Linked DNA regions of Homo sapiens: regions 1 and 3 are each linked to region 2. The links are chromatin contacts, found by Hi-C or POLR2A ChIA-PET in ENCODE. All regions are on one chromosome and are shown on one strand. Each heading gives the region's core, a stretch centred on a gene start or an enhancer-like site at or near the end of the contact. The rest is flanking DNA. Distances are from core to core; before and after follow the strand shown. Region 1 overlaps IQGAP2 (IQ motif containing GTPase activating protein 2). Region 2 overlaps IQGAP2 (IQ motif containing GTPase activating protein 2). Region 3 overlaps IQGAP2 (IQ motif containing GTPase activating protein 2).

What was found. Hi-C counts contacts between places; a loop is a spot of excess contacts on that map. ChIA-PET counts read pairs that join two places held with the same protein, here RNA polymerase II (POLR2A). Pooled maps may share reads with other maps.
Region 1: a map with no recorded cell type shows a loop between it and region 2 (8-fold over the local background). The contact joins two enhancer-like sites. A Hi-C loop is called at or near these places in 6 of 37 single-sample maps with no recorded cell type and 10 of 50 pooled maps. POLR2A ChIA-PET finds 5 or more read pairs at or near these places in 7 of 52 experiments (HEK293, MCF 10A, T-cell and 3 more).
Region 3: a pooled map shows a loop between it and region 2 (3-fold over the local background). The contact joins two enhancer-like sites. A Hi-C loop is called at or near these places in 2 of 168 maps with a recorded cell type or tissue (naive thymus-derived CD4-positive, alpha-beta T cell and tibial artery), 11 of 37 single-sample maps with no recorded cell type and 14 of 50 pooled maps. POLR2A ChIA-PET finds 5 or more read pairs at or near these places in 12 of 52 experiments (CD4-positive, alpha-beta T cell, CD4-positive, alpha-beta memory T cell, GM10248 and 7 more).

What each region holds. Positions count from the first base shown.
Region 1 is chr5:76,580,644-76,584,148 of GRCh38, forward strand. The region is part of intron 5 of IQGAP2 (IQ motif containing GTPase activating protein 2); the gene reads left to right. Among named protein-coding and RNA genes, the nearest start is that of F2RL2, 41 kb to the right of the region's middle. RefSeq lists an enhancer at 1,584-1,673. Within about 2 kb of position 1,773, at least 4 of the 41 ENCODE cell types and tissues checked have a DNase peak (open chromatin) inside an H3K27ac peak, as active enhancers do.
Region 2 is chr5:76,520,024-76,523,504 of GRCh38, forward strand. All of the region lies in intron 2 of IQGAP2 (IQ motif containing GTPase activating protein 2), which reads left to right. Among named protein-coding and RNA genes, the nearest start is that of F2RL2, 100 kb to the right of the region's middle. Within about 2 kb of position 1,313, at least 5 of the 41 ENCODE cell types and tissues checked have a DNase peak (open chromatin) inside an H3K27ac peak, as active enhancers do.
Region 3 is chr5:76,555,589-76,559,117 of GRCh38, forward strand. The region is part of intron 2 of IQGAP2 (IQ motif containing GTPase activating protein 2); the gene reads left to right. Among named protein-coding and RNA genes, the nearest start is that of F2RL2, 66 kb to the right of the region's middle. RefSeq lists a silencer at 1,191-1,685 and an enhancer at 1,214-1,333. Within about 2 kb of position 1,368, at least 4 of the 41 ENCODE cell types and tissues checked have a DNase peak (open chromatin) inside an H3K27ac peak, as active enhancers do.

The DNA of each region.
Region 1 (3,505 bases), core at 523-3,022, 61 kb after region 2:
TAACCAAGATTAATATCTCTTTCTTTTTGATGAACCAGATTGTTTCAGCTTGGTCAGTCTGAGCTCTTTCTGGCCCACTTCCTTGTCCTTCTAGCACCGTCCCTGACATTCTTTGAAATATCCTTGCTCGTGGTCACAACAGGATGTTCCAGTCCTATCCTGATTATTTCTGCTTTGAGATGTGGAACCACCACTCTCTAGGGATTCCTCTTAAAAGTCATGTGTTTATATTAATTTTTCAAGTTTAACCTTATTAGCTTACTGGATTCTGCTTTTCTTGCTGTCTAGTTCATTTGACCATTGAGATTCTTCTACATGGGCAGCCACAAACGGAAGCTATGTCTGCCTCTCCTCTGTGATAGGATTACTCTTCCCGCTGCTGATACTGTAGCTGTGTCGCAGCAGCCATGTTTTCAGGTGCAATGGTGATGCCATGGCTCTGGCAGACCCACTTCTGGTTCACCAGCCGTCCAGGTACTCTGGGAGCTTTGTGGAGTAGAGTTTGTCTAGCCAGCTCCCACACAGCCAGGTGGCTGTCTTGCTTACCAGGTGGCCTTTGAACCTGCTCCTCAGGCATTAATGCATAACTTTCCTTGTCTTAACACTCTGTTCCCTTAGAACCTTTTCCTTCCCTAAGAAACTGATTGAACCCTTATATCAGATTGATTATATCTCTAACAGTGAACATATTTGCATTTATAAATAAGATTTCCAAAGACAGTTTCTTAGCTCAAAGGACAGGCTCTAATCCTAGGTTCTCAGAAGGGATATCTGGAGATGGCAGTATTTGGAAGTAAGGTGAGGGAGGCAGTTGCACCTGCTTATTTCTTTCAAGTCCTTCCTTGCTCAGAATTCTCTCTGTGCTCTGAACCATTCCTTTCCCTTTCCTCCTCTTTCTGTCCTAAATTAGTATGGTGGTTATGCCTTTCTGTCTTCCTAAATTCTGAGCTCTTAAGAGACTATGAACCACATCTTGTTACTTCATACAGCTTACGTGCTATTGATTCCAAGTTAAAGTCTCTGGAGTTTGTATATTTAACTCTTCAGGAGGTTTAATTGAACTAATTTCTCTATGATAAGGCTACCTCAGGATTCCTTTGGTTTGGGGCTGAAAATTAGGTATAGAACCCTGGATTTTGATATGATATTGGCAGTGATATATGTGACTAAGATGGAAAAATTTGGTTCAGTAAATAAAACTATTTCAAACATGGAGTCTGTGGTGAAATAGAGATTCTTGGCATTGGAAAAAGTAAGAAAACCACTTTGATAGGTTATCAATAAGTGTTTGTATACAAAGGACACATTTATTTAACAAAGAATAGTAAGAACAAAGGTTAACACAAATGGAGCTTTTAACTATGTGCCTGGCACTGCACAAAATACTGTACTGGTATAATCTCATTTTATCTTCATAACATATCTGTGCAGTGGTCACTATTATTACTCCCATTTTATCACCAAGGCAGTTGAGGCACAGAGAGGCTGCCGAAGGTCACACAGTTAGTAAAAACCAGGATATGTGAGAACTGAACCTGTGCTATTATGAATTCAGCCAGCCAATGGCTTCAAAAGAAGTCAATTATTTCCCTACTTCTAAGAAAATTAAAAGAACACTGGTATCAGACTTGAACTTCAGCACAGGCCTCTCAGCTATTATATTTAACATGTTTTAAATGAAGAATCATGGAACTTGAGAAGGGGAAGGGCCTTGGGAAGTTATTGTAGTCTAAGTCATTCATTTCACAGATAAGGGAACTGAAAGCTTGGGTTACGTGACTTGCTCTTAGTCACACACTGAGGTTTTACCAGTTTTGGGACCAGGATTCAGCGCTTCTGGATTCTAGTCCTGTGGTCTTTCTGCTCTACCATGAGGCTTTGATATACAAACATTCATTCCACATGTTATAGTACAAAATGAGCTACACATAATGTGATCCAAGAAAGCTGAAATAAATTTAGCTCCTGCCTTTTAAGTTTGCATTTCATTACGATAGTACCTTTTAGTGTATATCCTGAAAGTATAGAAAAAACTAATACCACTAGTTTTATCTTGAAAGTGGTAGAAAAAACTAATGCCATGTGATATTGGCAGTAATGTATGTGACTAAGATGGAAAAATTTGGTTCAGTAGATAACAACTACTACTACTACTACTACTATATACTACTTTCATGATATACACTAAATGGTATTTTTTAAAACTTTCTTTATTGCTTCCTGGACTTTAAGTGATATTATTTGTACAAGTAGGAGCACATGGGTCAATGAGTCGGTAGCTACCTCTGGGCAACCCCTCCGTTGCTGGCCTCACTCAGCTGCACAGGTGTGCTGTAGCTTTTGGTGTGGTAGGAGGCTTGCTACCTCACAAAAAGTGCTCTCTTAGACATGAGAAGCAAAGGTGACATTAATTCCATGACTTCCTTTGGAATGCTCTCAGCCCTTTGACTTGGCTGTTAGGTACCAAACGGTGCTTAATAAATTAACTGTTGAAGAGCTACATGAGATTGGCACTTTTTCTATTCGATGGGCTTTTTTGTTTTTTAGATTAAGACTTGATTTCCTATATACTTCAGGTAATAAGCAGCCTCATTTGAATTTAAATGCTTGGGAAGGAAGTTTGCTATTGCTGTTTCTTTTCAGCATGGGAATACTGGGTAAACACAGTTTCCTGATAAACATTTGCCCGTTTGAGTAATCAGCTGGGAAGCACCTCCCACACAGAGATTAGGTGTAAAACGCCCATACCATGAAAAGTGATCTTTCCAAAGCTAACAGTTTAAACCTCAACATCAATGATTTAAAAAAAAAGAAAAAAAGTTGAAAATTGAGGCCAAACAGAAACTATACAATATTTTTTTTAATTTTTTAGTAAATGAGATTTTTTGATATATGCAAATGAGATCTTTACCTGATCAATATTAGCTTAAGAAAATATCAGACTTAAATTTAAAAGCAAAGATTCTTCCATGTTCAGAAAGCTAACTTCTCAGCACCACCTTGTGGTAACTTTTACTTAAGCCAGGATGTTTGTTTATTGTAAGATTTATATTAATATTACATTGTACAATGGAGAAATTAAAAATGTAATTGGAAATAGCTATCTAACTTCTTTATCATCAAAGGGGAAAATTAACAGTTTAGTATAAACATTTTACTTCATGTTATCATCAAACCTATATTTTGTGGTAGCCTAAGTACCTTAATTTAGGGATAGCATGGTAGAGAAAATTTTTTTTTTTTTTGAGACACAGAGTCTTGCTCTGTTGCCCAGGATGGAGTGCAGTGGCACAATCGTGGCTCACTGCAACGTCTGTCTCCCTGGTTCAAGCAATTCTCCTGCCTCAGCCTCCCTAGTAGCTGGGATTACAGGCGTGTGCCACCGTGCCCAGATAATTTTTGTATTTTTAGTAGAGATGGGGTTTCACCATGTTGACCAGGCTGGTCTCGAACTCCTGACCTCAAATGATCGCCTGCCTTGGCCTCCCAAAGTGCTGGGATTACA
Region 2 (3,481 bases), core at 63-2,562:
TCTTTAATTTCAATAAAGTCCAATTTATCTTTTTTTTTTTCATTAATGGTTTGTGCTTTTGGTGTCATATCTAAAAACTCTTTGCCTAATCCAAAGCCACAGAGATTCCCTGGGTGTTTTTTTTTCCCAAGAGTTTTATGTTTTACATGTAGGTCTGTAACAATTTCGGGTTAATTTTTATATAAGATGTAAGGTATAAGTTAAGGGGGGTTTTTTGCCTGTGGATTTTTAATTATCTCAGCACCACTTGTTGAAAAGACTACTCCTTCTCCATTGAATTGCCTTTATACCTTTGTCAAAAACCAGTTGACCATATTTAGTAGAGACGGGGTTTCTCCATGTTGGTCAGGCTGGTCTCGAACTCCCGACCTCAGGAGATCTGCCCGCCTCAGCCTTCCAAAGTGCTGGGATTACAAGCGTGAGCCACCGCGCCCGGCGCATTATAGTAAGTCTTAAAACTGGGTAGTATGAGTACTCTAACTTTTGTTTTTTCAAAATTATTTTAGCTATTTAAATTCCTTTGCCATTTTCATGTATAAAGTTTATTATTGGCTTGTCTATCCCTTGAAAAAATTCTGCTAGGATTTTGATTGGAATTGCATTAAATCTATAGATCACTTTGAGAAGTGACAACTGTGTTAGATCTTCAAGTCCATGAACATCATAGGTCTCTCCTCTTTTTTTTTTTTTTTTTTTTTGAAACGGAGTCTCACTCTGTCACGCAGGCTGGAGTGCAGTGAGTGGCACGATCTCGGCTCACTGCCGACTCCGCCTCCCAGGTTCAAGCGATTTTCCTTCGTCAGCCTCCCGAGTGGATGGGATTACAGGCACACGCCACCATGCCCGGCTAATTTTTTGTATTTTTAGTAGAGGCGAGGTTTCACCATGCTGGCCAGGCTGGTCTCAAATTCCTTACCTCATGTTCCACCCGCCTCAGCCTCCCAAAGTACTGGGATTACAGGCATGTGCCACCACGCCCGGCCTAGGTCTCTCCTTTTATCTAGATTGTCTCTGACTTCTTTCATCAGTGTTTTATAGTTTTTATCTCTCTTTAAAGTTGAAGAATCCATTGATTCTGATGTTTGGGGGTTTTTTGTTTGTTTTTTTACCTTTCTTCCTAACAGAAATGTTTTCAGAATCTGATTTAAGTTTCTTTTACTGCAGTAGGTACACTAGAAAACATAATTATTTGTCCAGATCTCCATCTTATTTAGTGTTGGACCCAGGCCCTCAATGACAGAAGGTCCCCTTTAATAGGGCAGTGACTATGTGTACCAATTCCACGGGTCTAGCCAGCTTTTCATAAGTGACAACAGACCAGAGAGCATACTTACGTCACTATTTCCTATTTCTCTCATCTTTATTTTCAGTTACAGTTTCTGTCTTTGGGGAAAAGCAGGCAAAATCTAATTTGTAATGGATAGAACTAGCTGTCCACTTAAACAATAGAAAACTGAGTCATAAATTCTGTCTTTATAAAACTCCTCCATACTTTTGGAAAATGACTCACTTTTAGGCAGCGTCTGCCATAGATATTTGCCAGAAAGTGATCTAACTTGGATAAGCTTGATGCTTTGTACAAGTTTCAGAGCCCCTGTAGAGAAAGCTCTTAGGAACCAGAGACCATCGTGTGCCTGTCTGTGTCCCGTGACTTTCAGTCCATCAACACACGTCACTGTAGCATTTTGGAATGTTCTGGTTCAGTTGCTCTCAGATGTTAGCTACTTCAGAACCACCTGGAGGGCTTGTTAGAACACAGATGATTGTGTACCACTCCCAGAATTTCTGGTTCTATAGATCTGGGATAGGTCTGAGAATTTACATTTTGAATAAGTTCCAGGCATTACTGAGGCTGCTAGTTTGGGGCCTGCTTGGAGATCAATTCCTCTAATTTCTGTGTTTGTGTCATTCAAAAGAATTGATAATTAAAAAAAAAAATGCAACCAACAGAATCTCTATAAAATCATATATGTTTACAATTAAATCATTCTTACAAGTAATGAGATGGTATGGATTTGTTCTCAAGTTATTGGATGGAAACAGAAACTTCTCCACTAAGGAGCCCTGTCCATAGCTGATGTGAGAGAGAAAACAAAGCTGGGCCACATTGCTTTCTGCCTTCTTCTTTTATGTAACCAGGAGGGAGCATATCCCTAGAATTTTTTTTTTTTTTTCTAAAGGCGGAGTGTTTCTCTGTCGCCCAGTCTGGAGTACAGTGGCGCAATCTCGGCTCACTGCAACCTCTGCCTCCCAAGTTCAACCAATTCTCCTACCTCAGCCTCCTGAGTAGCTGGGATTATAGGTGCCTGCCATCATGCCCTGCTAATTTTTGTATTTTTAGTAGAGATGGAGTTTCGCCATGTTGGCCAGGCTGGTCTTGAACTCCAGACCTCAAGTGATCCACCCACCTCGGCCTCCCAAAGTGCTGGGATTATGGGCATGAGCCACCGCGCCTGGCCATTTAACAGCTTAAGGTTGGGTCTCAAGTCCTATTTCTTACCTCAAGGAAATGTACGATGTTTATATTTATTTCTTTCATTTAGGCATGCTAAATTCTGTATATTGACAGCAGACTTAACTTGAATGCAGAAAGGAGAATTCAGCAGCACTCAAAATGAATTTACAACGTGACAGTGTATGATTCATTCTAAAATGCTTACCATTGACTAAAAGCTTTACTCCTATGTACCTTGATAGAGCAGAGATAGTATGGTAGAGTAGAAAGATCAATCATTAACCAAGGAAATCTGTTCTGTGTGCCTTGGACACTCAATACAAGGGCCTTGGAAGCCACTTACTTTGAATATCACTTTAGTCAGGAAATTGAGGAGTTTTTGGAATCGATCTTTTTAAGTTTCTTTTTGGCCTTGAGATTTTATGTTTTTATGTTTCTATTTATTTCTGCCTAAGTAAATGACCCCGTTTTCTTTCTTACCACCATCCATCCCCATTACAAATTACATGCCTTTTTGTAAAAGATCTTAACCTCAGAAGGAGAGGAAATGCAATCAGCAAACTCACAAATTTTCTTTCAGTCTTAATTTTCTTTTGCCTTTTTTTTTTTTTTTTTTTTTTCTGTGAGGCAAGGTCTCACTCTGCTGCCCAGGCTGGAATGCAGTGGTGTGATCATGGCTTACTGCAGCCTCAACCTCCCATGCTCAAGTGATTCTCCCAGTTCAGCCTCCCAAGTAACTGGGACCAAAGGCAGGCACCACCACACTCTGCTAATTTAAAAAAAAAAAATTTTGTAAGGGGGAGAGTCTCTCTATGCTGCTGGGGCTGTTCTTGAACTCCTAGGCTCAAGCGATCCTCCCTCTTGGCTTCCTAAATTGCTGGGATTACAGCCATTGAACCACCACGACCAGCCTTAATTTTCACTGGGAAAGATTATTGAACTGTATGCTGTGTTCATTAGCAATCTCGCCATATCAAATTTTTGCTACCTGGGTTGAAACAGGGAATTTGCATGTCTTTCTAAAAT
Region 3 (3,529 bases), core at 118-2,617, 36 kb after region 2:
ATCAGCAAGCCCCTGAAACCGAGGCTGGCAATAGCAGTTTAATTCCTGCTCCTGTAAGGTTCAGTAGTGTAGGCTGGGGGTGAGGAGACACAACAGCTGCTGCTGCTTTTCTTTTTTTTAACCAACAAGAATGACCTTGAAAACATGGGGTTCTTTACCACACAATTATTCAGGGACCCTGTCTGATGGAAGTTCTTCTACCTTCTCCAGCCAGCAGATGGGGAGGAGAGAGAGGAGGTTTATCCATGGGAGGTTTTCCTGAGCCACACTTAGGGGTGGTGCACCTCTCACACTCATTTCCCCACACCTTCTGTGGTTACAACCCAGTCACTTGGCACCTTACAGATGCTGTGGGGCTACGAATGCAGACTCTGGTATTGAAGGAGCTACATTGTCTGGGGTATATACCCTGGGGTTTGTTGTCGCCTGCCAGGAAAATTTAGGACACATACACAAGGAGTTTAGGAGCAGAAGGTTAATAGGTAGAAGAGAAGAGAGAGAAACAGCTTCCTCTGTAAAGGAGGGGGTCTCCCAGCAGAAAGGACCTGCTGGTGGTGAATGCCTCGAGTGTTATAGTAGGGTTTCAAGAGGCAGTGTCTGATTTACCTAGAGCTCATAGATTGGTTCAATCAGGTATGACATTTACATAGTGCGGGGAAGGCTGGTTTCCCCACCCTAATCTTCTTATGCAAATGGGCTGTCCAGTTAGGGCCATCTTGTCTGCTCCTTTACAGTACAGGTGGCTGGCAGAGAAGGGAAGATGGAGCCGCCATCTTGAACATGTCTACTCCTTAGTTCCCGCTGGCATTCACCTGTGCAAGCTCCCAGCTTGCTGGCTGCTCTTTGATAGAAAATGATTTGGGGCTGCTTTTCATTAAAAAGAAGAACCTTACCAAGGACTCCCATACCCTTGCTATCTGCCTGCGTGATTTCTTCTTAACTCCTATATCCCTATCTGGGCTTGAAGTTTTCTCCTTATACTTAAAAAATCAATCCAAAGGCTAGTCAGCCCGCATGATGACTGGGCACAAGTTTAGAAGTTTCATATCATGGCTCCTGCTTCATTGTGAGGGATTTTAATACCTTTAGAGCAATGTTAAGTACCCAGTCTGACTGGTTATTCTGTCAGCAGAGTCTGTCACCTGTCCTAGAAGAATAGTCTTGTTTGTTGCTCCTAGACTGGCTGATGATTGATAGGAGTTTCCAAGTTGTATCTTATTGGAAGGACCTTTGAGAGCTCTAGGCCTGTGGGCCTTCCTGAGGAGGTGACTGCATTTGAATAGGCTCTAAGTTTCCTATATCTTGCCTCTGCCCTGCTACAGCACTACAAGGGGAAACCTGGACCATTTACCCTGCCTGTTGCAAGGTAGGTGACAAAGAGGAAGTTCTGAGAGAACAAATGAAGCCCCAGGAATCTACTCAACCCTGACAGTGAATATACTATCTTCTGACCTCATACTGAAACAGTGACAACATCTATGTCTCCAAGCCGTGGAACTCTACCGCTACTCTGGAAGCAGCCCTGCAGTGTTTTGTTATCACTTTTGTTTTACACTAGGCTAGAGGATTCAGTTTGGTGAGTTGTGAGAAATTAAAAGTTGGAATTAGAGGAGCAGAGGCTGGCCCCTGTCAGCTTATTGAGCTGGGTAGCCTTAGCCTTTTCTGAGCTTTGGAAAACCTCAGATATCATGTCAGAAAATCAACAGAATCTGAGAAAAACACCGGAAAATCATCAGCAAATGGTGATTCTGATAGCATCTCTTCCTTATGGGGTCATCATGAGAAGATTCCATGATAATCCCCATAAAGTATCAAGTCCAGATTTTGGCAAAAGATCATGCTCAATAAACACTAGTTGTCATTGATAATAATAGCATCATCTTTTGACTTTCAAGGCAGAGAAAAAGAGGTATCTCCATTGATGCCTAATGTTAAAAAAAGTAACATTTTGTAAATCTTTGGCAATATCTTAAAATATTTTATGATGTAACTGTGATGCTTGGAAAACTTTCTTTTTAGCAGTCAGAATCTTTCATAACCATATGTTAAGTACTTGCTTTGTGTAAACAGGTTGCCAGGCACAAAGGGATTATAAAGAGAAAGAAGAAATGGCCTTTGCCTTTGAGCAGTTCATAATGTCATAAGAATTAGCCATGGCTATATTTTAAATAGGTTGTAGCTAACCTAAGTTTTTGCTATCAGTGTTTTATTTATTTATTTATTTTTAATTTTTTTTGAGACAGAGTCTCACTCTGTCGCCCAGGCTGGAGTGGAGTGGTGCGATCTTGGCTCACTGCAACCTCCGCCTCTCAGATTCAAGCGATTCTCCTGCCTCAGCCTCCTGAGTAGCTGGGACTGCAGGTGCCCATTACGATGCCTGGCTAATTTTTGTCTTTAGTAGAGATGGGGTTTCACCATGTTGGCCAGGGTGGTCTTCAACTCCTGACCTCAAGTGATCCGCCTGCCTGCGCCTCCCAAAGCGTTGGGATTACAGGCATGAGCCACCATGCCCGGCCTGGTATCAGTGTTTTAAACCTACTGCACATATATCCTAATATAGACAAAAATGTGATTACCTCTTTTTAAAAACAAGCCCAACTCTAAAATATCATACTTCGGGGAGCTTTTATTTTTGCCTCCTGCCCCTTGCTCCCAATTGTCAACTTATCTCCCCCTACTCTTGCTACCAATTGTCAGTTTACCCCCAGCCCCTACCCCTCACACATATACCCCAATTTCCAGGTTGTTATAAAGCATTCATATATTTTTGTGTAAAAAATGATTTCTTGCATTTTTCCAAGATAATTATTTGAAAATGTAATTATTTGAAAACAGATTGTGTTTTAATGTGAAATCACCTAATACCCTAATTAGTTTATTTAGCTTAGAAACTTGGTCTAGAGCAGTGGCTCTTAACTTGGCCATATTTTTTTTAAGGCGGCATTACTATTGATTTCTTCTTTACAAAATTTAGCAAGTCCATGGTATTCTTACTTCAGTTTATTTGACACAAGGCCCACATGAGATGTGAATGATATGCATGATATGTGAAAAGGAAGTTCATCATCATCACATCTTACCTGTTCCTTGTTCTTCCAGTTTCACAGCCGTTAGAATGTTAGAGCTGGCAAGGACTTTATCACCAAATTCTTATCACCAACACCCCTCCTTTAGCAGAGGAGAGAAACTGAAGCTCAGAGAGGTGAGGGTACTTGCTTGCAGTCACACCACCACTATGTGGCTGACTCCTGGTGCAGAACCCTCCCTTCAACCCAGTGCCTCTCCCTGGCTGGTAATCTCTTGTCTGTTTTTCTTTTTTTTTTTCTTTTTGAGACGGAGTCTCGCTCTGTCGCCCAGGCTGGAGTGCAGTGGCGCGATCTCGGCTCACTGCAAGCTCCACCTCCTGGGTTCACACCATTCTCCTGCCTCAGCCTCCCGAGTAGCTGGGACTACAGGCGCCCGCCACCACGACCGGCTAATTTTTTTGTATTTTTATTAGAGACGGGGTTTCACCGTGTTAGCCAGGATG